Regions from separate parts of the Mus musculus genome. Here regions 1 and 3 are each linked to region 2. Evidence: chromatin loops called from intact Hi-C (ENCODE). Cell type or tissue: heart. All regions are shown on one strand. Region 1 holds the start of Pkdcc (protein kinase domain containing, cytoplasmic). Region 2 has its middle 5.7 kb from the start of Gm41631. Region 3 overlaps Gm19689 (predicted gene, 19689).

Evidence for each region. A loop is a pair of places that touch in the nucleus more often than their neighbours do. Peaks named below come from ENCODE experiments on the same cell type or tissue, not always from the same donor. Only the 100,000 strongest peaks of a DNase experiment are listed, where the experiment ranks them.
Region 1: a loop joins it to region 2, with 1.9 times the contacts of the local background. A loop is called at or near these places in 7 of 42 quality-filtered maps.
Region 3: it touches region 2 in a loop (2.0-fold over the local background); 3 of 42 quality-filtered maps call a loop at or near these places.

The regions. Positions count from the first base shown.
Region 1 is chr17:83,210,008-83,218,007 of GRCm38, forward strand. It overlaps Pkdcc (protein kinase domain containing, cytoplasmic), which reads left to right and starts at 5,276. Exons shown (of 7, transcript NM_134117.2): 1 at 5,276-6,097. The coding sequence starts at 5,459. Gm34686 (a long non-coding RNA gene) reads right to left here and starts at 5,127. Exons shown (of 3, transcript XR_001782234.2): 1 at 711-5,127. In heart, a CTCF peak has its summit at 4,532; DNase peaks (open chromatin) are centred at 754, 4,384, 5,184, 6,014 and 2 weaker places; H3K4me3 peaks cover 4,640 bases; H3K27ac peaks cover 6,136 bases.
Region 2 is chr17:83,118,679-83,126,678 of GRCm38, forward strand. No RefSeq gene overlaps it. Among named protein-coding and RNA genes, the nearest start is that of Gm41631, 5.7 kb to the right of the region's middle. In heart, a CTCF peak has its summit at 4,299; a DNase peak (open chromatin) is centred at 4,433; H3K4me3 peaks cover 1,440 bases; H3K27ac peaks cover 6,431 bases.
Region 3 is chr17:83,066,086-83,074,085 of GRCm38, forward strand. The region is part of intron 2 of Gm19689 (predicted gene, 19689); the gene reads right to left. Among named protein-coding and RNA genes, the nearest start is that of Gm19689, 8.1 kb to the right of the region's middle. In heart, no CTCF peak of the experiment used is centred here; a DNase peak (open chromatin) is centred at 3,366; H3K4me3 peaks cover 433 bases; H3K27ac peaks cover 2,284 bases.

The DNA.
Region 1 (8,000 bases), 91 kb after region 2:
AAGAGGATGGCAGATGAGAGATAATTGCCCACCCTCTGTGAGTTTAGAGCCACGTGACACACTCAGTGATCCCCTCTTGATCCCCCACTCCATTTCCCAAGCTGCAGTGAAAAGAATGGATTCATGGAGCAGGGCAGTGGTGGCATATGCCTTTAATTCTAGCACTCAGGAGGCAGAGGCAGAGGCAGAGGCAGGTAGAGCTCTGTGAGTTCAAGGCCAGACTGGTCTACAGAGCTAGCTGTAGGACAGCCAAGGCTACAGGAAGAAACCTTGCCTTGAAAAAAACAGAGAGAGGGAGGGAGAGGAAGAGAGAGGGAGGGGAGGGAGAGAGGGAGAGAGAGAAGAAGGAAGAGGGAAAGAGCAAGGATTGGTCATAGAAGCTATGATATGTTATCTCCCAGCCATTACCTGCACACATGCCTCCAGCCCTAGCTCTTACATGCTAAGTGTCAGGCTCTATTCCACCAGCCTCTGCTGGCTCAGTCCATCACCACTTGTGGATGGCCAACTCTTGCTCTCCGCTTGCCACTCCATCTACCCAGCATAGGCAAAAGCCCTGGAGCTTGGTCCGTACTGCTTTCCCTCCCCAGCTCCCTGCTTCTCCGTTCAGTTCAGGGTCCCAGCCCCAAAGTAAACCTCTCACACCCTCTCCCGGGTGACACAGCAGGCACAATCTTAGAAAGCCAAAACTGGAGGGAAGATGAGATCACCTCAGCAATGACCAGGCGTCCTGAGCTGTGGCTGCAGCTGAGCTGGAAGGAGCAGCTGGCTAGAGCAGGCCTTGGCAAGAGCTGGCGTGGGGAGCTACTCCATCACAGGGTCTGGTGCCTGCTGGGGAAACAGCATAAACAGGCCAAGCTGTGGGAGCACCAGGAGCCCTCAGAACATTCTGGTTCCTGGTTTGAGAGGGAGACTTGTTTCCTGACATAGTTAAGGAGCTGAGGGGCTCGAGTTTCCAGGCAGAGTCCCACTCAAGGAAGCAAAGCTGTGTCCAGAAAGCTGGGGTCCCCTGAGCACAGCTTTCTCCATCTTTGTCTGACTACCTCTCTTGAGATTCCAGGCCTTTAGCTGTCCATGTTTCTGCCCCTTAATCATCTCTATTCAGGCTTTCTCATTTCCCCATCCCCATCTCCCATAACCTTGGGGACTCTGATGTGGGGCTCCTCTATGTCCTGTGTGTAAGAAACCTGTCATTGTCTGTTTTTGTTTTTGTTGCTATTTCGTTTTGTTTCTGTAGCTTGGAAAGGTGAGCTTCACTTCTTCACTCAGGGAGGTGGACACCGGGTGAAGGAAGCAGGCTGTGGCCACCTCACCCTCCATCCTTTCGAAATCAGTCCCGCTCCCTGAGGACCTGGCTCCAAGAAGGACATAGCTGAGGCTGGGACTCTTGGTTACTGTGGTATCAGAAGGCTGGGTCCAGGCCTTCTGGCAACCATTGCAGTGTACAGGAGAGTCAGTCTGATGAACTGCTTGCCGCTCTGCTGATTCCGGGGAAAGACAATACTCCAACTCAAAGGGAGCCTGGAAGGCCGAGGGATTTCTCCCGTGGAAAACCAGGGGTAACGGAGCCAAAGTTGCTTCGGCCTTGAAGAAGAATCGCAGACAAGCACATTGTCTAGCACAGCAAACATGTCTGTTTGCTATAATTAATTATATAATTACACATACTGAGGACTTACCATAATACAGAGAAGGGTTGACTACCTTGTCTACGGAATGTCAACTGGGACATTACTCCAAATCCAGAGTTCTTTACGCAGCCTTTCCTAGACCTGAGCAAGGGATTCTGTACATTCTTAAAGGAAAGAAAGCCACAGAATTCCAACAATACATCCTCCAGGGCCCTGCATACCCTGGTAATGGAAGGATTGTCTTTACTTTCTATAAAATCTTGCACATGCAGCTGAGACAAAGGAAGGGACCAAAGGACCAGGAGAAGGCACTTCAGGAAGGTAGAAGATGGCCTGGAAGAAAGCACCTGCCTCAGGCTGAGGAGTGTAGCTTTCTTCCGGCTGGTGGAAAGTTGGGGTGCCAGGCTGCATAGAGGGCTACCGGAAGCCCATGGAAGCCTGAGTTACCAGTTCAGCTCATCCCCTGGTTGTTTTGAGAGGAAAACAATTCTCCAACAGAGGCATTAGCGACCTGGGTTGAAAGAAACGGAGTTCTTCAACACGGGCAAGCTGGGAGGATGTGATGTCCTGAAGAAAGAAATTACCGATGAACTATTTCCCAGAAAAGGTGACCTTTTAGAGTCTAGGCCAGCTGCTTCCTTCCCAAGCACTGGTGTCTGACTAGTGTGTGGAATTGGGGGAAAAGGAGGAAAGAAAGAAAACATAGCAAGTCTAAAGCATGAAGCCTTGTTGAGCTAATGCTGGTCTGAAGGCTCTTGTGTGTGGTGAGGAGTCTGGTAAAGAGTGGGATCAAGAAGATGCTGCTGTCTGAAAGCTGTTGAGAAAACAGAACCAGGGCTGAGCTGGACACTGACCCGTGAGGCCCAGGCTATGGTGTGGGCCCTGAGCTGGACACAGGCCTGTGAGGCCCAGGCTGTGGTGTGGGCCCTGAGCCGGACACAGGCCTTTGAGGCCCAGGCTGTGGTGTGGGCCCTGAGCTGGACACAGGCCTGTGAGGCCCAGGCTGTGATATGGGCCCTGCCTAGCCTGTTTTTGAGTGGCTGGGCAAATAAAAATGAGGAAACAGCAGGATTGCATAGTGTTTCTGTTTTCCAATTCTTTGAAACAACTCCTCTTCCTGGGTGGCACACACACACACACACACACACACACACACACACACAGACAGGCAAACAATCAAAAATTGGTTAAAGTCTGTCAATTCAGAAACTCTAATTGGTTCAAAGCTTTGATCTCTTCCTTTTAGGAGCAAAAATCCTATTTCTGTGGCTGAGCATGCATGTCTTGATGTCTATGTGTCTCCCTGGGGGCTGAGGGAAACAGTAAATGTGAGTCAATACAACTGAAGGGTCGCTGTTTCTCTACATGAGGACCCTGCTTTCGGGGTTCTGGGTAGGCACCAGGCGAACACTGGTGCCTATTTCTCTGGCCCTGTTGTGCACTGAACTTTCAAACCATAACAGAAACACCAAAGCTTGGCAGAGATATCACAGGAATAATTATCTAATTTCAGAACATGTTATTATAATACCTACATGATGTGTAATGAAGTTAACAATGTTCACATTCTATTCACCAACTCTGAGCTGTACACTCACGATGCCAAATCCTTCCCCACGGACGCTTCTCCGAGACATGAACATGCAGAGGATCTGAAGAAAGCTTTTCAAGAAATATGCCACACACATACACAGTGTTTGGTTGTGCAGCCATCAGAGGTGAAACCGCCAGAAGTCAAACCTCTCCTGGGCATGGTAGCTAGCTGGTCCTCACACTTCTTGAGTAGACACTGTAGAACTAGCAAGGGAATAGTAGTCACGTTGGGGTCACCCAGGCAGACAGTCTTTCTTTGACTCATCTGTGGGCCAGGGCATTTCTGATCCCCCCCCCCAGCTCCCTTCCCTGGGGTGCTGGGTCTAGATGAGGCTCAGTGAAGGGGACTGTTTGCTCCTGTTCCCTGTTGACTTTAGCCAGTAGCTATGTTTACAAACCCAGGTTGGTTTTCCCAGCACAGTTAATTAGACCAAAGACATCTGGTGTGAGGGCTGGGGAGGGCATCTGCTCAGACAGCCCCCTCCCCAACCTCCCAGCAGCTATGGGCCAGAGCTGGGCGGGGCAGCTTAAACAGGAACAGACCTATAGCGCACACTCCATCAAACCCACCCAAATCTCTCAGGGGGAATCATGGCCTCCTTCAACCTGCCTTTCCCATGACGAATAACTCAGCATGGTCCCCACTTTCTGAGTTTTAGGGGACCAAGAAGTCAGTCAGAGCCAGAAGGCCTACCTCAGTGCGATCACAGGCTGAACTTCCAAAAGAGCTAGCCGCAAGTTTTATTCCCTGTCACAGAGTTCCTCCCTGCGTTGGATAGGAACAGGAGACCTCTTGAGGGAAAACCCCTCCTTCCTAGAAAGCCCCTCAGAAAGGCGGCTCTGGATTCTTTCTCCAGCCCCTAAATTTTACCCCATATGCCGTCGCTCCAGCCGAATCCACGGCACTGCAGGAAGAGAGATAACTTTTTCCTGCCCAGAGCAAAGCAGGAGGGAGCCTGAGGAAGTGAGACGACCTCGGTGGACAGTTTCAGTGCCCTAGGGAAGTGGAGAGCCACGAGGGGGAGGGGCGGCAGCTTATCTCGCAGGAGGGGGGAGCTCACTCCAAACAGCTAATGCACTGGCGTGTGAAAGCCCCTCAATTAGCACTAATGATGCAATCAGGGAGGGAGGAGGAGGGACCAGAAGTTCTGATGGAGTCAGCACTAACACACAGGGCACACACTCACTCCCATCCTAGAGACACAGTAGCCCCTCGGGACATGCGGATGCACACATTCCACAGACAGATGTGCGTGGACACTAATGCACTCGCTGTATACGGTTCCGACCCCCTACTGGCGGGTCAAAGATCGAGGTTCTCGGGGATGGGGATGGAGCTGTGTTGTCGAGATGTGGGGATTCGGGAACCAGGAAAATCAGAAAGTCCTGGTAGAAGACAGTTGAAAAAAAAAAAGAATTCTTCCGAAACCTCCTGATTAACTCTGAGACCACAGTCCCCACCCCTCGCGCTCTCGCAGGTGCGGGGCAGCCTCCCCAGTGCGCCGCCCTTCATCACACCCTGAACCCGGGCTGTCCCAGAGCAGCCTCACCCGCAGAAGGAGGAACCCCTGCGCACTGCACTGCAGCCCCGACTCCCCACCTCCCCCAGGAGGCAGCGTGTACCCCTGAGATCCCCGCACCCGGGCCTTGGCGGCTTGCCCCTTGGAGCCCGTTACCCGCCGGCCTCGCCCCTCCAACTCCCCGCACCAGGTCGGCCAGCTCCGCTTTCGGCCTCCGGGTCCCGTTATCCAGCCTGGCCTCGGGCTTGGAAGCCCTGCGCGCGGCCGCCCCCTCCCCCTCCCCCGCTCCCCAACCCGAGCTCGGGGGGCCGCGCGCCGGGCAGGGCCGGAGCCGCCTCCGCGCCGCTTCCCAGGCCCGGCTGGCCGCGGGAGGAGGTCCCGCTGTCAGTCAGCGGGGAAGGCCGGCCCGGGCGGCCAGAGGGGGCGGCGCCGAGGACTGGCTCGGCCGGGCGCGGGGAGGCGCTGGCGGAGGGGCGGGCGCGGGGGTGGCTCCGGGCCTTATAAGCGGCGGGGGCAGGGCGGGAGGGAGGCAAGTGTCAGGCCGATGTGCCGCCCGCCGGGGGCCGGGGTCGGGGCTGCCCGGGCCATGCGCGCGGGCTGGGCAGGGGGCCGGCGCGGCGCGAAGCCGAGTCGCCTCGGAGCCTGAGCCGCCCGGGGCCGGGGCCGGGGCCGGGGCCGGGGAGCGGCGCGCGGCCGGCCGGGGGGAGGGGAGCGATGCGGCGCCGGCGGGCGGCCGTGGCCGCTGGTTTCTGCGCCTCCTTCCTGCTGGGCTCCGTCCTCAACGTGCTCTTCGCACCGGGCTCGGAGCCTCCGCGGCCAGGCCAGTCCCCGGGGTCCTCGGCAGCCCCGGGCCCGGGCCGTCGCGGGGGCCGTGGGGAGCTGGCCCGGCAGATCCGGGAGCGCTACGAGGAGGTGCAGCGCTATTCCCGCGGGGGGCCGGGGCCGGGAGCGGGCCGGCCAGAGCGGCGGCGCCTGATGGACCTGGCTCCGGGCGGGCCGGGCCTGCAGCGTCCCCGGCCCCCGCGGGTCCGGTCCCCGCCCGACGGCGCTCCGGGCTGGCCCCCTGCTCCCGGCCCGGGCTCCCCCGGCCCGGGCCCGCGCCTAGGCTGCGCCGCGCTCCGCAACGTGTCTGGCGCGCAGTACGTGGGCTCAGGCTACACTAAGGCTGTGTACCGGGTCCGCCTGCCCGGCGGCGCCGCGGTGGCGCTTAAAGCAGTGGACTTCAGCGGCCACGATCTGGGCAGCTGCGTGCGCGAGTTCGGGGCGCGAAGGGGCTGCTATCGCCTGGCGGCCCACAAGCTGCTCAAAGAGATGGTGCTGCTGGAGCGGCTGCGGCACCCCAACGTGCTGCAGGTACGACAGTGGGGTTCCGGGATGAGGGGGCTGGCTGGCCACTCTGAAAGACTCCTTGGTCTTACGGAGTAAATAAGTCTCAGGGCGTCCAAGACTGCCCAGTTGCAGCTAGGTGCAGAACCCAGATTAGGGAACCACACTCAGCACCACCCTGCCGGGGTCTCTCACCCTTTGGGTAGAACCCTGTACCAGCTTAAACGCATCCCGTAAAGACAGAGGCAAGGACCAGAAGGGTCCCAAGCTGGTGATAAGGCAGTGATTAGGAGTTGTGACCACAGAGGACCCTGCTGCTGGCTAAAGCTGGTGGAGTATTATCTCCAGTCATAGTGACCTCAGGTCCAACTCCAACATCCAGCTTCAGTCAGCTCCCAGATGCAGAAATAGGATCCCCCATATTGGTAGAGCCTGAACCATACTTTTTTCAAAGTCCAGCGACACGTCTGGCTTTGGAGGTGATGTTAAGCCTCAGTGGGTATGGGAGGGGCCCAAAAGGAGACCATGGATCTGACTTGATCTTCAGGGAGACCCTCATTTCTCACTGGGCTCACAGGCCATTGAAAGGGATAAAAGAGGCCAGAAAATACACAGCCTTTCCCAGAAGTGACCACAGGCTTCCCTGGGACTTCAAGTGGGTCCAGCTGAACCACAGGGGAAGCCTCAGGATTGTAGGCCAGAAGACTCCAGGTCTGCTAGTATGAATACCACACTCTTGCAAGTGTGCTTAGCCAAGAGGCTAGACGGTTCAAAAAGCTAGATGCATACTTTCCTAGCGAGAAACTCTGTCCTTGTTCATTGGGGGCACAGGCAAGAAGGATGCACCCCCACATCTCGTCCATCCAAGGTTGCATTTAGAACAGACCTTCACAATGCCACCGCCATCCAAACATAAACCCACTTCCCCTCTCTGAGTTCTCTGCCTTGGATAAGACTACTTACTCTCTATGCATATGTGTGAGGTGACTGAAAGGGGACCCCTGACTGCTCTTGGCTGGGTAACATAAGTGTGTGCAACCCCCCCCCCAGCTGTCCATACCACCCACCCACCCTCAGAGTCACTTTTCTATACCCAAAGAGCTGGCCAGAGGCACAGCAGTCCATCTTTTCTTCCCTCAGCACTGAGAAGGGGGCCCCAGGCCTCGAGGGATCTGTGGACCACAGAATAAAGAGGCCACAATACTACTTGTACTCCTAGTGGCTCCAAGTCTCCCTAGAACTAATGCCCCCAGTCCTGGCCATACTCTTGTGACAAGTTCTGTCAAGGTCCCAGGCCCTGCATTTGGTCCCAAACACCCATTGTGTGTGTTTATGTCTGGCTGCATGGCTAACACTGTGACTGGAGCTTAAGGGAGTGAGCGGCTGGTTACGTGGCCATTCTAACTGGGAGGATCTTGGTTGTTTTTTTTTTCCCTCTTCTGGGTTCTTGGGAATTTTCTGGAAACCCTGAGGTGCCAGCCAGATTCTGAGGAGGATGGAGAGGCCTTGACCAAGTGACTTAGCGGGGCATTTGGTGTTTGTTAACTGTTCAAGGCCATTTCTCAGGACAGGTTTGTCATTCAGTTGGGCCTTCCTAGCCATAGGGATTCCTCCCTTGATGGCCTCACCATGCATTTCCACCATGCATTTCCACCGACTACACCTACAACCAGATCCACAGAGTGGTCCTTGTCTGTAACGTTGCCCCCACCCCCCACCCCTAGTAATGAGGGCACCAGAGAAAGACAAGACATTACAAGGGAACATGTCTCGCCCATGCCTTCTCCAGCATGGCATCTCTCAGGATTGTTTGTGAGACTTCCAGTCTGAGGAGCGAACACCCCTAGGACAGAAGGATTTCGAGTCCTAGAGAAAGTGGAAGTCCCTAGGGGACTTGGGGACAGCTTTGGGGATGAGATCCTCTCATTCG
Region 2 (8,000 bases):
CTGCACCCAAGGGATTCCTCGCCAACAAGGCCCAGCTCCCCGACTAGCTGTATTTCTCAACGTGCTCTCTATTAAAAATGCTGCTGCGAGCTGGCAGTATAGTTCAGGGACATAGTCCATTCCTGGGTTCAGTCCCCAGTACCCTAGTGTGAAGTGAAATAAAAGAAGTTTGTTCAAGGTGATGCTTTTTCTAGAGTCCCATTGCCTTAGACTACGATGGTCCCTGATATGTGATATTGTTTCCTTCAGAGTTAGTTATGCTAATTTTTATTACTATCAATGAAGATTTCAATTCCACTATTTTTTAAATTCTCTACCAAGAAGCACTTTTAATTTCCTTTCAGAGTCCCATGCAGTGACCTGATTTGACTTAGACGGGATGCTAATACTGTCTGCTTCCTATGACCCTCTCCCATCCATAGTCTGTATGTCTTGGTCTTTTCATTACCCAGGGTCATATATTGCTCAGTGTAACCCGGTTCCCTCCACCCCAGGAGAAAGGTTCTCAGTCTTCTTGCCCTGCTCCCCTAGTTTTAAGAAAGGAGGAAAGACATTCAAACCACTTGTTTGGATTTTAAGAAACTGGGGAGAGGGCACTGGGTCCTCGAGCCTGTGGAAATGTGATCTACACAGGAAATCTCTAAGAAGACACCTGTCCCTCAAGGGTCTTTGTCTCTGAGGCCCCAGGAGGAGCTGCCTCTCAAGGGAGACTCCCTGTGAGAAAGCAGGGCACACAGCACAGACCAGTGAGGACAGCTTTGTCTGTGGGGTAAAAGACAATTGGTGAACTCTGAAGCACGAGGAGCCGGGGCAAAGACTCCAGTTTGCACTAGACGTCTGGAAACTCAATATTGCCCAAAGTATCGGTTACCTCAGCGGCTCAGATCCTGCCCTGCTTGGAGGCCCTCTCACATAAAATGCTTGGTGTGCCTCTGAATGAACCCTAAGAAAAGTATGTCAGAGTCTCTTAGAAAGGGAAACTGTACCTGGGAGAACGACACAGGAATCATCAAGATAGGAAATTGAGTATGACAAAATATCAATAGGTCCCCATGTGTGCCTTGGCCCAGGGATGGGACTAACAGGGAAGTCACCCTTCAGATGTCAAAACATACCCCACCATACAGCTGCTATGGGACTCTTTTCCAGAAAGCTTACCCTACATGCTGTTTTATTATCAAACATACTCAATAATGAATCACCAAAATATGAGAAACCTTCAGGTCTTGGTTCTATACCAGTGGGGAATTATAGATGCACAGATCTTAGCATCTGTGGAAGCATTCTCTCTGCATTCACTCAGCGCCTGCCACCACTCAGACTCCCTCCAAAGCTTCATTGTGGATTCAGCATTGAGTATGAACCTAGCAATATGATTACCACAATGTGTATACTGCAATGGGATACACGTAGGGACAAAAACCTGGGCTCAACCCTGAAGGACTTCATTTTTTTTTTGTTACTTTGTCTTTTTTTTTCCCAGAGCTGAGGATGGAACCCAGGACCTTGCGCTTGCTAGGCAAGCACTCTACCACTGAGCTAAATCCCCAACCCCAGGACTTCATTTTTTAAATAGGGGTGTTGAAGTGTGAGTTACTGAGAATGGCAAGCTACTGTCTAGTGAATCTTTTAATATGGAGGGAAGGTAGGTATGTGTTACTAAGGATTACCCAACACACACACACACACACACACACACACACACTCACACACACACACAGAGACAGAGACAGAGACAGACAGAGAGAGAGACAGAGACAGACAGAGACAGACAGAGACAGACAGAGACAGACAGAGACAGACAGAGGCAGAGGCAGAGGCAGAGGCAGAGGCAGAGGCAGAGGCAGAGGCAGAGGCAGAGGCAGAGGCAGAGGCAGAGGCAGAGGCAGAGGCAGAGGGCTTTGCACATGCTAGGTAAGCCCCTTCCAGTGAACTTATATCCCTAGATCTTAGTTTCAGTTTTGAGACAAACTCAAACTCACTCCTTAGCCCAAGGAGGTCTTGAACTTATAACGCACCTGGGCTTAGTAGCTAGAGCTGCAGTTTCCATGGTCTTGATGAGCATTAGGCAAGTACTCGCGGTAGTCTGCCTCCCTGAGAGCCACCAGTGAGCGCCACGCCCTTGTATCCATGTGCTCGTACAGGGCTCTTCTCCACTGATTAGCGCTGACATGTGTAACTAATAGGATTTGTGGGAATGAGGATGTGTGACTTCTGAGGCTGAGATGTAAATGACAGTACAGCGTCTCCCTCTTCTCTCTTGGCTCATTCACTCCAGAGGAATAGCACTTCTGTGTGGCAAAGGCACTCAAGAAGCCCCGCCCCGTGGGGAATCCCACAGGGAAGAACTAAAACCTCCTCGTTAGGATGGGCGTGCGTCTGAACTGGCTCCCACCGGCTCCTGTTTTGAACGTGTTCTCCAGCTGGTGGTACTCTTTTGGGACGGTGTGGGGGCTCTAGAAAATGGGGTCCAGCTGGTGGAAGTAGGTCTGTGAAGGTTCTCCTCCCTTCCCCCTTTTCTCTGCTTCCTGGTCCACAATGATGCAAACAAGCCTTACTGAAACCTCCCACCATCCCAAAATGATCTGCTTAGCCAAGCCTTCCTTGCCACGATGGGCAAAGACCCTCTGACACTATAAGCCAAAATAAATATCAGTCATTTTTACCGGGGCATTTTAGCCACGGTGCAAGTACCAGGCTCAGCTCCTGTCTTAAACCAGGCAAGTAAACCATTTTAGAATCGGAACCTCACCCATACCTTGCAATGCCTGTATCCCCAACTAAGATCTAACCCGTACCTCCATGAGAAATCTCAAGTCCAAACTATCCAGCTAAACTGCTCCCAAATTCCTGACCCATAGAAACTGTGTGGCACGGTGTTTACTGCTAGTTTAGACCACTAAATTGTAGGGTAATTTGTTATGCAGCCATGGATAATGAATCCAGTTCTCTTCCAACTAAATCCTGTGCCAGTCTGGTTGGGTGTTTATTATTGTCCCAACCTTATAGATGAGGAAATTGGAATTTAGAGGGGCTTAACGTTAGAAGCAACATCTTTCTGTATCTATAAAACTTCTAAGTCTGTGTGTCCTTAAACTCTACATAAAACAAAACAAAACAAAACAGGCTTGGGCATACATAAATGCAGATGTCTATGCAGGGATCGGAGTGGGGGAGATAACCCACGGGAAAGTCAGAAACTAGAGCTGACGAGGAGACAGGGAAGGATGCTTAGAGGATGCAAAAAGTTTCAGTCAAACAGAGTGGACAGCTGGAAGATGGATTCTGGACGGAGCCAAACAGCCTGGGATGTACAAACTTGGAAGAACCAAAGCCTTGCAAATCCTCTGCCAGGGGAAGACTGTGACTCTAGCCCAGAGTTCACCTCTGTCATCACAGGATACCAATTCTCTTGTGTCTCTTCCACACTCCTGGCCGATCCCCCACTCTAGACTAACCCACCTCTTATCTATGACAGTTCCTCACATACCTAGCTCCCCAGCATATGTGAACACAATTCTGTTCTGACAGGCAACTTATGCTCTGCACAAAACAGTGGCTCTACTGTTTACATTTGACGTCATTTACATCTTGTCTGCTGAAACACATCTGCCTCTCTCCTTTCTTTAGTTTGGTTACTAGAATGTCAAATTCGGGCAATTTAAGACACCAAGCGCATTGCTTTTCTTCAGGACAGCAACCAGAACAAAAGCTTGCCATCCGAGGATTTGTTGTTACTATGGTAACCGTACCCAAATGTGACTGCACCTGAGTGGGGTCAAGGTCTATCACGGTTTGGATCCGGTTGACCGATTGCTCTGCCCTCTCTCCTGGGCATCATATTTTGAGCTAGTAACTCTAGTGGAGATACAGAAAGAAAATGTAACTAGTTTCCTAATGGCCGAAACCAGGGAGCTTAGTAACTATAAATTGGCAGAAATGAAATTTTCCACCCCTTGGGAAGCCAGCATGATGCCAGACAGAGTGGTACACACTTCTAATTTCAGCCGTCAGGAGGCTGAGGCAAAAGAATTAAGAGTTCAAGGCAAGCCTGGGTTGGTCGCAAAAGAAAAGAAAATAGGCTGGCACGAGGTGAAGGATGCTTCATTAGCCTTGTCAAAGGAGCGACACAAATACATCGTGGAGATGTCTGGCTCAGTGGTCATTGTAAAAGCGAAAGGTGTTGAAGGGTGCTGGCCTAAAGTGAGTTAAGTAAGGGGGACTGAGCAGCCTGCCCCAAGTCTGGCTCTCTGCGGTGTGGGAGAAGGAGGGGCCAATTGAAGGTTTACGGCAGAGACTCGACCGCCTTGCCACCCCCTAGGGCTGTATTTAGTAACTTGCACTCTACTCCATTAACTGTGCTTGGGTTCCAAGCCCTCCCCCAACCCTCGCAGCTCCATCCCTTCCCCCACCTCCTGACTGAGCCGAGAGCCTTGGAAGGGAATGAGAACGCTGAGAGCTTGAGAGTGTGGAGTCGGGGGAAGAGCTTGGAACCGAAAGCTCTCGGAGCCTCTCCCCGCGGCCCCATCCTGGCTGATAAGCAAAGCGAACTGACAAGTGATTGGAAACAGGAGTTCCCAGGCCCTTTAACCCTTCCCTGCCTTTGCCCGGTGTACTGATTCCCTAAAGGCTTTCAGGCCCACTCCCTGGCAGTCGCCCCTACCACCACCACCAACCAACCAACGTTTCTGTCTAGCTCCCTTTGTTCTGGTGGTTCCCTCAAAGCTGTCCTTCTGCCTGAGCAATATTGCCACCCCCACAAGAGACGCCGCTCCTCCAGCCATTGGACTATGCCTCAAGTCAGAAGATCACCGCTTTAACCAGCCTCTACCGAGCTCACTTTTTTTTTTTTTTTTTTTTTTTGGTTTTACGAGACAGGGTTTCTCTGTTATATCCCTGGCTGTCCTGGAACTCATTTTGTAGACTAGGCTGTCCATGAACTCAGAAATCCGCCTGCCTCTGCCTCCTGAGTGCTCACTTAACCAAACGACCAAGTGGCACGAGTCCCAGTCTGCACTTCGGGTTGCTGGTGGAGAGTGTGGTTGAGTTCCAGTCACATCTACCCGAGCTGCTCTGCTGCCCTGACTGGCTGTGCAGAGCCGCAAGGATCTTCAAGCCAGATCTTCCTTTGCTGAGTTGGCCCAAAGGCCCTTCACACATTCACCAAATGTTGCAAGCATCCTAAAGGGGCAGATGACAAAGGATATCTGCCCCCTGAAGTGACCAGAGCAGCTAAAGCTGAGAGTCAGGCAGCTCCGTTTACCACAGGGTGGGAAGGCTTTGGGATGAAACCCAGAGGTTTACTAACCACAGTAATTAAGATTAAAAGAGGCTTCCTTCAGTAGAATGGAATTCAGATAAACTGCCATTATCAGGTAAAGCAGCTTTGCCCCTAAAAGCCCTTACCTAAACAGGCAGTTTAATGAAAAATCCCTAATCTCTGGCCACATCTGACCCCTTCCCTCCCCCCGCTGCTATCTTCCTCCTTACCACCTGTCCACGTCAAGATTCTAGTAAGACCAAAAGCCCATATGCTTACAAAGCACAGCAAAACTTAGTGGTGGCAGTGGTGGAGGCGGTTCAGACCGTCCTGACTAAGGTGCTGAGTGTCATTCATGGAATGTCCCTGGTGGTGGTGTCTCTGGCAAGAACAATGGTAGCAAAGGTGAGAAAGGGTTAGGTCTGACCTTGAGCAATGGTGTGTGCCCTGCACCACCCACCCAAGGCCTGACTTCAGGCCACATGGGGAACTTATTTACAACCTGAAAGTCACAGGCAGGGTCCCTAGGCAGTGTGCTGCATCTCTAACAGTCTTAGATGAAAGACCTTGGTGTTCATTCAATCAGAGGCAGTTAAGGATAGACAACAAACTGACCTGCCTGTGGGTGTTCTCACTTCTCAGGCTACACTGCTGGCAACTTTAGGAAGAACCTAAGCTTGTGAGTAGGAGCCTGATGGATGGGAAAAGCCCAAAGCTGTGGAGTTCAGTTGTCTGCTGTAGGTAAACAAGAGGTTAGGATTCAGGGTGAGTGGATCGAACGGTGTGCCCATGCGGGAGAGACAAGAACAGAACACTAAAGACGGAAATTACATAGAGAATATCATGAAAATGTCCCCCCTTAATTTCCACCTTGTAAAATGAATCTCATCCTCTGTTCCCACTAGAGGAAAACTATTATCAAGGAGGTGGTGAGGCTCTTCCCCAAAGGCACATGCCCTGTGACTGGCAGAGGCCATGATTTCAGAGAGCAGCCCACCTTCCTGAAAGATAAATGTGTTTCCTGCTAGACCACAGAGCAGCAGCTAGAATGAGCGTGTTGGGAGGGGAAGGGTTAACCATTCAAGGATCTTCCTCCTCTTATTGCAAGGCTAAACTCTCTCTTCTCCCTCCCTCAGCCAGAACAGATGAGGAACCCAACCTTGAAGATGCAGGACAAGGAAGGTGAACTTGAGGAAGCCTTGTGGCCAAGGAGTCCTGGAGGAAACTTCTTCCAAGAAAAAAAAAATAGCATGAAGGGGGAGGGGCATCTGTAAGTCATATAACAAACACCAGACCTCTCCCTTTTATACCTCATTCCTTGGGTGGGGGCCAGCAGAGGAGCCATGTCTTTTGGGAAACTCAAATCACCATGAACCCTGCACTTTCTCTGTGAGCTCTGTGGGCTTCCCTGAGCCTGGAGAGTGAATGCATGCACCTTCTTTGGAGGAAGCTATATTTCTGGAAATATGACCCTCTGGGTTCATAAAACCCCTGTTTCTTGGGAGAGTCCCTATTTCTTTGCACTAAGGGTTTTTTTTGTGTGTGTGTGTTTTGTTTTGTTTTTCCTTCAAAATGTAAGAGCCTTTGGAGCCAGTGCTGCTAAATCTTAAGAATAAGTGTGTAAGCTGAAGGTTGCTAAGGTATCTCAACACCTGGCTCTGAGGGCACCTCCCAAGCTTTTAAGAGGTGGATCTCAGCCTGGGCTGTAGCAGCCACTCCAGGCCAAAGCCAGGTATTTCCAGACCTCATCGACTTGGAAGAGAGTTGTGGCTGCCAGGACACCAGGGTGGTGGAGGTCTCTGAGCTCCAAAGCTAATGTGATGTGGGTGGGTTAAGACACAGGGATTTGAGACAAAAGCTATTAGAAAGTCCTTTGTCTTTCTTAAAGAAAAGAAAAAGAAAGAAAGAAAGAGAGAGAGGGGAAAAAACAGTGAAACATATCAAAAGGCTGTCTTAGCCTCCAGAAGTCCACTGGAAGCAGATGGCATGTCAACAGGTCCCAGAGGCCCTAGACCTGGGGGCCTTATTGGAATGCAATTACTCTAAGTGCTGGCTATTAGGATAAAAAGGCAGGAATGCAATTATAGAAGGAGCAGGCAGTGAGCTCTCATTGATTAACCTGTCCTGTCTGATTCCATTCCCCACAGGGGTGATTTTCTGGGGCTCCAAGCCCTGCCCCGTGCCTTGCCCTGTGCCCTTGGGTTATGAGGAAGAAAAACAGTCAATGTTGACGGTGAATAGGAAAAGTGAGGTTCAGCAAGGCTCCTGGACCTTGAGCCTGCCTGGAAAATACAAATGTGCATTTTCTTTTCTTCTTTTATTTTGTGTGTTTTGGTGTACACACACACGCACACACACACACACACACGCACTCGCACACACATGCACGCACATGCACACACACACACATCATATGTGTGCCTGATGGTACCTAATGGAGGTCAGGAAAAGGTGTCAGATTCCTGGAGTTACAGACTTGTGAGCCACCAACCATGTAAGTGCTGGGAATAGAACCTGGGTCTTCTACAGGAGCAGCAAGTGCTCTTAGCTACAGAGCCATCTCTCTTCCACCACCCTAACTGTGAATTTTCTAAGAAGAGCTCTGCACACTTACAGCCTAGAGGGTCTATAGTCCTCAAAGAGTTCAAAACATCCAGATTCCAGAGACTTGCCAGAAGTCCCCTCACTCCAAGTGGTCAGCATTCACCAGGGGTCAATTCCAGTTGTATAACTTCTGTGC
Region 3 (8,000 bases), 53 kb before region 2:
AAAAATATTTTCACAGGCATACTTGAGCTCATAAAATAAAAAATACCTACGCGCAAGAAATAAAAAGAACTTCTATCAAGGGTAGGGTACTTCAGCTGCCTCTCTCCAGAGGAGCCTGATCTGTGTCCACGTGCATCCTAAGGTAGCTGTGTGTGTGTGTGCCCCAACACAAAATCATGAACTAACTGAAGATAGTATGACTTTTTTTTTAATCCACTGCTCAGTTCTCAAGTGTGCCTGGTAGAGGCTGAGGCGTTAATGCCCAATAAAAGCCACCAACTGTGAACAGATAGCATTTGGGAGGCCTGAGCTGGAGACCCTCAGACGACAGTGACTTAAATTTAAGCCCTTCCCGTGGACCCAGGGACTTCCTAGTGATGCTTGCTGCTTTCCAGAGGTGAAGCTAAGAGAAATGCAGTCAGCTCAAGACCAAACACAAAGGTGTTCTAAGTTCTAAAAGTCACCACTGCTCTCCTGGTACATGGACCAGGGGGCTCCAGCAAACCAAAGCCAATAGGATTGACTTTAATAAATTAGCCTGGAAGCCCAGGGAGCCACGGATGTTACAGCTCAAGTCCAAAGATAGCTAGGAGGCAGAAACCTCTGTCTTCAGCCCACACACACACTGGAGAGGGGGATGCCCCACTCAAAGTCTCTCAATTTGAATGTTAATCACACCTCCAAAGGCGCCCTTACAGTAACATCTGCAGAGGTATGTGACGAAAATCTAGGCAATGATCTAGCAAAATTAATGTATAAAAATTAAACATATGCCTGATATTTAAATAATATATTTTTTAAAAGTAACATAAAATTTGACCCTTGTTCTATCCCTGGGACACAAGGAAGGACAAGGAAAAACTTCTTGCCATGAATTCTCTTTATTCCAAGGCAGAGCACAACTAAACTAAAAATTACAGTTAAAAGGGCTATAAAACAAATAAGAGAGTTGTTACCTTGTATTTATTGCATTTCCTACCCCTGTGACCAAATGCCAGACAACGGCATTCAAGGAAGGTCCAAGAAATACACAGAAGGTGGCAGCGGCTTGGCCCAAGGCACAGACCAGAAGCTTGAAGAAAGCCAGTTAGTGTGCAGCTGGCTTCTTCTGTCCTCCTTTTTTCTCAGTCTGGGACCCCATCCCGTGCGGGTGGTGCCTCCACTTTAGGGGAGATTTTTCACTCCTCAGTTAAACCTCTGGAAACATCCTCATAGACACACCCAAAGGTAGACCTCTTTAGTACCCTAAGCATTACCCTTGTAATCCAGTCAAGTTGACGATTGAAATTGGCCATTCCACACCCCAAGAATTTTAAAATGAAACAGTTACTTAAGAAATTGTAGTCTGCGTTTTTAAAATGTCAAGTAAGGAAAAAGATTTAAGGACAGAAAGTACAAATAGAATAGTGGGCTTGTTTTTTATGGTTTTTTGACAAAATAAAGCTTTAGAAATAAAAGATATGATCAAACAATATTAAACAGAAGGTAGAACAGTATAGGTTGGTGATAAGGCAAGCGCTTAGCACTCGAGAAGCCATGAGTTCAAATCCTAATGTCATTTTTTTTAATCCAGTACAGTAGACGAAGCTGAAAAGAGGCATACCAAGCTGAAACAAGCCTTCAAAATTATCCAGAATGTAACATAGAACAATTAGGATCAGAAAAAAAAATACAGGAAGACCTGTGAGAAACAGACACTGAAGGCCCAACTGTCTGAGTGCCATAGGGGGAAGCTAAAGGAACGGAGAAACATCCAGAAACTGCCTGAGAACAGTTTACAATACCCACATGGTCCTGATGGACAACTTTGATATCACTCCGGAGGCCTTGCCTTTGGGGATATTTCCAGAAAAGCTTTCCTGAAGAAAGAAGACTCATCCTGAATGTGGACACTGTCCATGGGGTGAGGTCCCACACTGTATAAAATAGAGAAAGTGAACTGAGTACCAACAGCCATCTTTCTCTACTCCCTGGTTACAGATGCAACGTGACTAGCTGTTCGATGCTACCTATGTGATGGACTGTACCCTCAAACTGTGAACCACAGTAAACCCTGCCTTCTTCCTTGGCTGACCTTGATGGGTATCCTGCTATAGCAATGAGAAGAGAGACTACTGCAGGCACAGATCTTAGAACTGAAGAGACATGGAGTCTAGAGCAGGCGGGAAAGTGCCTGCAGGCTCATTTGAGAAAAATGCAAAATACAGACCACAGAATTCTCAAAACAGCACACCAGGAGGTACGAGAAATTACCAGTAAAAAAAAAATGGACAGCAGACTTTCCACTAGCAAAGGCTAGCCAGACATATCTCGGTGCTCAAGACCATCAACCATCATTATAGAACGATCGACCAGGCATCCCATCTTCAGAAGAGAACAAGGGACTCAGCTGAGATGAACAGGAAGGGGGAGCCACTGACAAAAGAAGAAATGGAACCTATCTATCGTAACAAATACTGTGAGATAGCAATTTGAAGATAAAGTGGGCATCAAACGCTAACTATTAATAGCATAGAACTCAGTTGTTATGATGAGGGCACCCTTAGCATGCACAGAGTTTGAGTCCATGGAAAATTATTACAGCAACATGCATGACATAGATACTTATACTGACTCCCACGTCAGTACTCTTCCTTCTTCGTTCTTGTGACAGAGTCTGGAGTTCTCCACAAGTCAGCAATGAACGTGCTGCAAAGGAGGTAGCACAGACGATGGTATCCGTGTGCCAGGGAGGCAGAAACAGAAGCTAACTGACGGGCCTCTGGAAGGAGCGGTCTGTGTTTATTCATTTCCATTTTATCTTCTTCCTACCCAGGAGCAAGGACAAAATGCCTGGGGGAGCAATGGGCATCTTGTAACCAAGAAAAGGGGGAAAGCTGCCCGATACTAAGGATGGAAGAAAATTGCAATAAAAGGTTCTTAATTCTGGTCACTTAACTCTGGCCTCCTTACTTCAAACCAACTCCTGGAGCCAGGACTTTCAGTGCCACCCCCTAACCAGCATCCATCTTCCGGAAACGTACATCCCTCACCTCGGAAAATAGAGAGAAACTAAGGGGTTCATTTCAGTAATCAATGTCCCAAATTTTAATCAATCCTACTTACACAATGGAAGTCATTTGAACAACCAGAAACTTAAACGGAGAGGTCCAGAGGGTTTCAGAATCTATAAGCACATCCATACTCTCAAGTCACTATAAACTCAGGAGACCAGACACTGGGACATGGAGGTCAGGACAAGGAATAAACGGCATACCAGAGGAGCCCAAAGGATGGAAGCCAGCTCTACAAAGTGCTTCCAAGAGCCTTCCTGCCACAGAAATTCCATTTAGCAACAATCATTCTCATGGCCCTGGGCCTGGAGGGAGGTGGTGACAGGGTGGCCTGTGTCTGTGATACTACTAATAGAGGAAGAAGCCACTGGGTCAGTGCCCCGCCAACCAGCCTCCTCCCACACACGAGCTTCTGGAAAACAGAACAAAAACAGATTCTGAGCACTAAGAATCCTCAGGTGAAGGGGGAGCAGGGTCCTGCACTGAGGACCCTCCAGTCCCACGAGAAGACATGGCTTAACCTTTTTGGAGCCTCCAGTACAAATGTTATAGACCTAGCTGTCTTTTAAAAGGGAGGAGTCATGGATCCTGGGGCACCATGTTCTCACCGCCTCACCTACACAGACTAAGCAACTCAGGAGCATGCTCTGTCTGTAATGGACAGAGACGCAGAAGTGCTGTCTGTCAACAGGAGCTCGGGGAACATCCCCACAGCCTGGCTCTGGGGCCATCTCTCTCTTTCTTTCCCCATCATGATGCCTGCCCATGGGAATGAATCTGAGCCCCGAGCTCACTTGTGACCCAGGAATGGCGACCTCTCGGTGGCCTCCCTTCTTCCCTCCAAATATGTTTCTGTTCCTTTTCCCCACTCCCGGTGACCCTCCCCCACCTGCTATTTCCCAAGCTGGCCCTGGGAACATCATGCCAATGGCCTACCAGTGGTCTTGTTTTACATGATACATTTCCAAAAAAGACCAAAAAGTCCTTTCCAGGAAAATGCCATTTTAAAAATTCAGTCCCAGACACCGTGGCAACATAAGGAAAACAAAGGACTTGGCAGAAAGGTTGCTCTGAACTGGGACTTTCTCTCTAAAATACCTTTTTCCAAACTGTGTGCAGTAGGAGCGGTGCCAGGGGTCAGTTCTGGAACACGCAAACAATCCCAGACACCAACTGGTGCTGTCTACATAGTTCCCTCTCCTTAGCTGGACTATTCTGGGATTCTTAGGTTTAATCCAGAAAGCTTTCAAAGGGTCCCCAAATGAAGAAGCAGCCACTGGAAGGTCAGGAAATAGTTTCTACCTTCCTTGGGAAGGGACTCTTTGCTACCATCACCAAGCTGAAGGCCAGCAGGTCATACTATGTTAGTAGAGAACTGCTCTGCTCATTATTCTAGTGAGAGGAGACGAGATCACACCTGGAACATGCAATGAGGTCCTAGTTGCTCTTAGGTAGGCTCTAAGCAATATGACTTGTTCTCTTTAAGAAGAAAGGTGGACACACGCACACACACATACACACACACACACACACACACACACACAAGAAAGGACACAGAGATAGTGGCCTTCTGGAGACCCAGAAGAAATCAATTCTGCCAGCCCTTTGCCTCAGACTTCTAGCTTAAGAATTAAGGAAATTCTATTCTTTGAGCAGCTCAGACTGTGGTATTTTGTTATGGCAACCCCAGAAAGCTAATACAACATCCTTAATCAACCTGGTCATTGTTACCATCTTACAGGGGACAAGCAGTCTCAACAGGCTATGCCACTTGCTTTGAAGTAAGCTTTGAAACATAGCAGTATGACTTCAGAGCATGATCGCAAAGAACTGTGTCCAACCACTTCTCAGTGAGGTTATGTATGTGCGCGCGTTCCACTTCGCTGCCGGATAACAAAAGGCCCCACGACCTCACAGCTGAAGTGACAGCATTTATATTGCTCATGTCAGCAATTAGACAAAGCTTATGGGGAACAGCTTGTTCCCCCCACCACCGTGTCGGCTGGAAAAGCAGGCTGAAAGTTGGGCTAAATCACCTGAGGTCTCATTTAGTCATCTGGCAGCTGACATTGGCTGTCAGCAAGGAATTGAGCTGGGGCTGTTGTCCAAAGCTACATGTGGTCTCTCTATGTTCGCTGAAACCTAATCCCAACATGGTGGCTGGTTCTCTTGAGAGAGTGATCTGAGCAGACCCTCCTCTCCCTCCTACCACCACTGTGGCCATTCCAGGTGTGAGATTAGACCACTCGATGCTACCTACCTTTTAATGGCAAGAATAGCTAAAGGCCTTCAAAACCACCACAGGGCCTGGACTATGGACATGGTTGTACATATTCATTAGTAATGCAATACTATTGAAAGGGCATCATGCAAGAAGTCAACCCTCTGAATACAGGATGGAATTCCAAAACTCATCAAGGAAGAGACTAATGTCTACTTGTCCACCCTCGTCTCTATAGGGTGAAGGTCCCTTAACCCTGGGGTCTGTAAGATAGCGCTGCTTTCAGTCAGAATTCTTCTCATCAGGCACTGCTTGACTTCCAGTCAGTGATGTTCTCTCAATGTAGCCTTGTCCCATATCAGAGCTACGGTCTTAAAGAAGCAACTCACCTCTGCATGGAACACCCCCTCAGCATCCAGCACCCCCATTGATGCCTCTTGTGTAACTCGTTAAAACCCTATGAAAAAAGTGACACTATTGTGTCTATTTTGCAGATAAACTCAGGCTCCCAGGAGATACAGTGCTCTCCCGAACTCTGCCCCCCCCCAACCCCTGCAGTTAGTAAGGGGCAGAACTAGAACCATCTGCCCAGCCCATCTTAGGCAATTTGATGTGCCTGGCCCAGTTAGAACACAACGAAGCAAGAGTGCACCAAAAATTGGGGGAGGGGGGAAGCCTTGGAGTCGGGCCAAGCTACGTTCCACCATCACTTATATGTAAAAAAGTAATGAGGCATACATTGCCTCACTTTCAGGATTCTCAGTGAGTTAATACACGTACCAGGCTTGGCACAATGCCTAGCACACAGTAAATGCTTAATAAATATTAGTTATCTTTGCTGTGTTATTATCAATAATATTTGTGAAAGATCCACTAGAGAGTCTAGCATATGGCAGGCATTCAAAAAAATGATAGCTGTTAATCTTGTTGTTTAAGTCCTGGAAAAGCTACAGGAATTCAGAGCAGGGCCAGATAACAAGGTAGTGAAGACAGAAAGCAGGCTGCCCAAGCAACTGTGCAGATCTGCAGATCTCAGGCTAATCCTCGAGCTTGGGTATGACTGGCCTTGATTAAGTGGAAATGCCTCCCAACAGAACTCTCATCCTCATCGGCCTCAATGAGGAGATGACAAGAGCCTCCGGAGCCTAGGGGCCTCTGGGGAAAGGAATTTCAAGGAAGAAAATCAGAAACGCCCTGGTTTGTGTTCCTGCCCAGCATCTCCCGCCATGGCAACACACGTCTACAAGTCAAGAGAGTGCGATCCTCTCACCTCGCCGTCCTTTGGGTCCATGGCAAACTTTGAGGATATAGCTCTGTGAAAGGAGAGTCAGATGGTTGGAAGTAGACTAGACTTTCCAGTCTCAAACTCAGCCCAAGTCCCCAGAGAAGCAGTGAGCAGAAGGACTAAGGTTGGGGACCGGTGACAGAGTGCTGGGTTGGCACGAGCAAAGAGGTGGGTTCTATCCCCAGCACTGCAAAAAAAATGTGTAATCAATACTCACAGGGCTGGGACCATGGCTCAGGGAGGCCACCAACACACACCTAAAAAGCCACCAACATGCACCTAAAAAACCAGGTGTGGCAGCAGGTACTTAAAACCCCAGTGCTAGGAAGTAGAGACAGAATTCCAGGGTCTCACTGGCCAGTGCATCTAGCCAATTGATGGGTTCTAGATACTGTGAGAGGCCCTCTCTCAAGAAATGATGTAGAGGGCTAAAAAGATGGCTTAGGGGCTGTGCTTGCTATTCTTACAAAGAATCATCCTTTGGTTCCCAGAGCCCACATTTAACACACAAACAACAACAACAAATAGCAACCCGGTAGATAGCAGCTACTGGATTTTTAAGAGAACAAAAAGTGCCACCTTCACCCCTTCTCCACACACAGAGGGGCACTTGGAGCACACACACACACACAAACACACACACACACACAAACACACACACACACACACACAGACACTTGGAAGCACACACACACACACATACAGAAGGGCACTTAATACACACATGTGTGCACACACACACACACACAGATTCATTAGTGCTCACAGCTCTAAGCTCACCTAGGAAGCAGCCATCTTTTACTTGCCTGCTAAGCCTTCCCACCACTCCGGACTTACTGCTTAAGCACTAGCTCCATTTAGACAGCCGGCTCACAAGGAAATCCTTGTCCACTTGAAAGCCATTCATTGGCTCCCACTAGCACCGCTTGGATTCCCTCCTGAATTCATAGGAGGCTATTGGCATAACTCTCTTTCATTTTCTCTTTCTACTATTTAATGAGCTCGGGATGGACTAGAACCAAGAACAGGGCATCAGAGAGCCGAGGTAATCACCCTGATTCCTCACCACCTGCTATCTATCGGCGCTCTCGGCATACCTGCTCCATCATTTTCTCTGCATAAAACTCTTCTCTGATGATCTATCAGCAGGTTGCACTGTTGCCTGGCTGAAGAGTATTCCACTGTCCCAGTTCCAACATCCCAGAGAAAGACTGCTCAGCCATGACTGGGATCATGAAGCCACCTCCCACCCCTCAAGATGGAGGAGTAGCATGAGTGAGCTTACAGACATTCAAAACAACATGCACACCAGAGCTTCCCACTGGAGACCTGCAGGCTGACTCTAACCAGGACCCTGTGCTGTGTCTGGTCAAGGACATTGTTGATCATGTATACATATATGTATATATGTATATGTATATTATATGTATATGTGTATGTA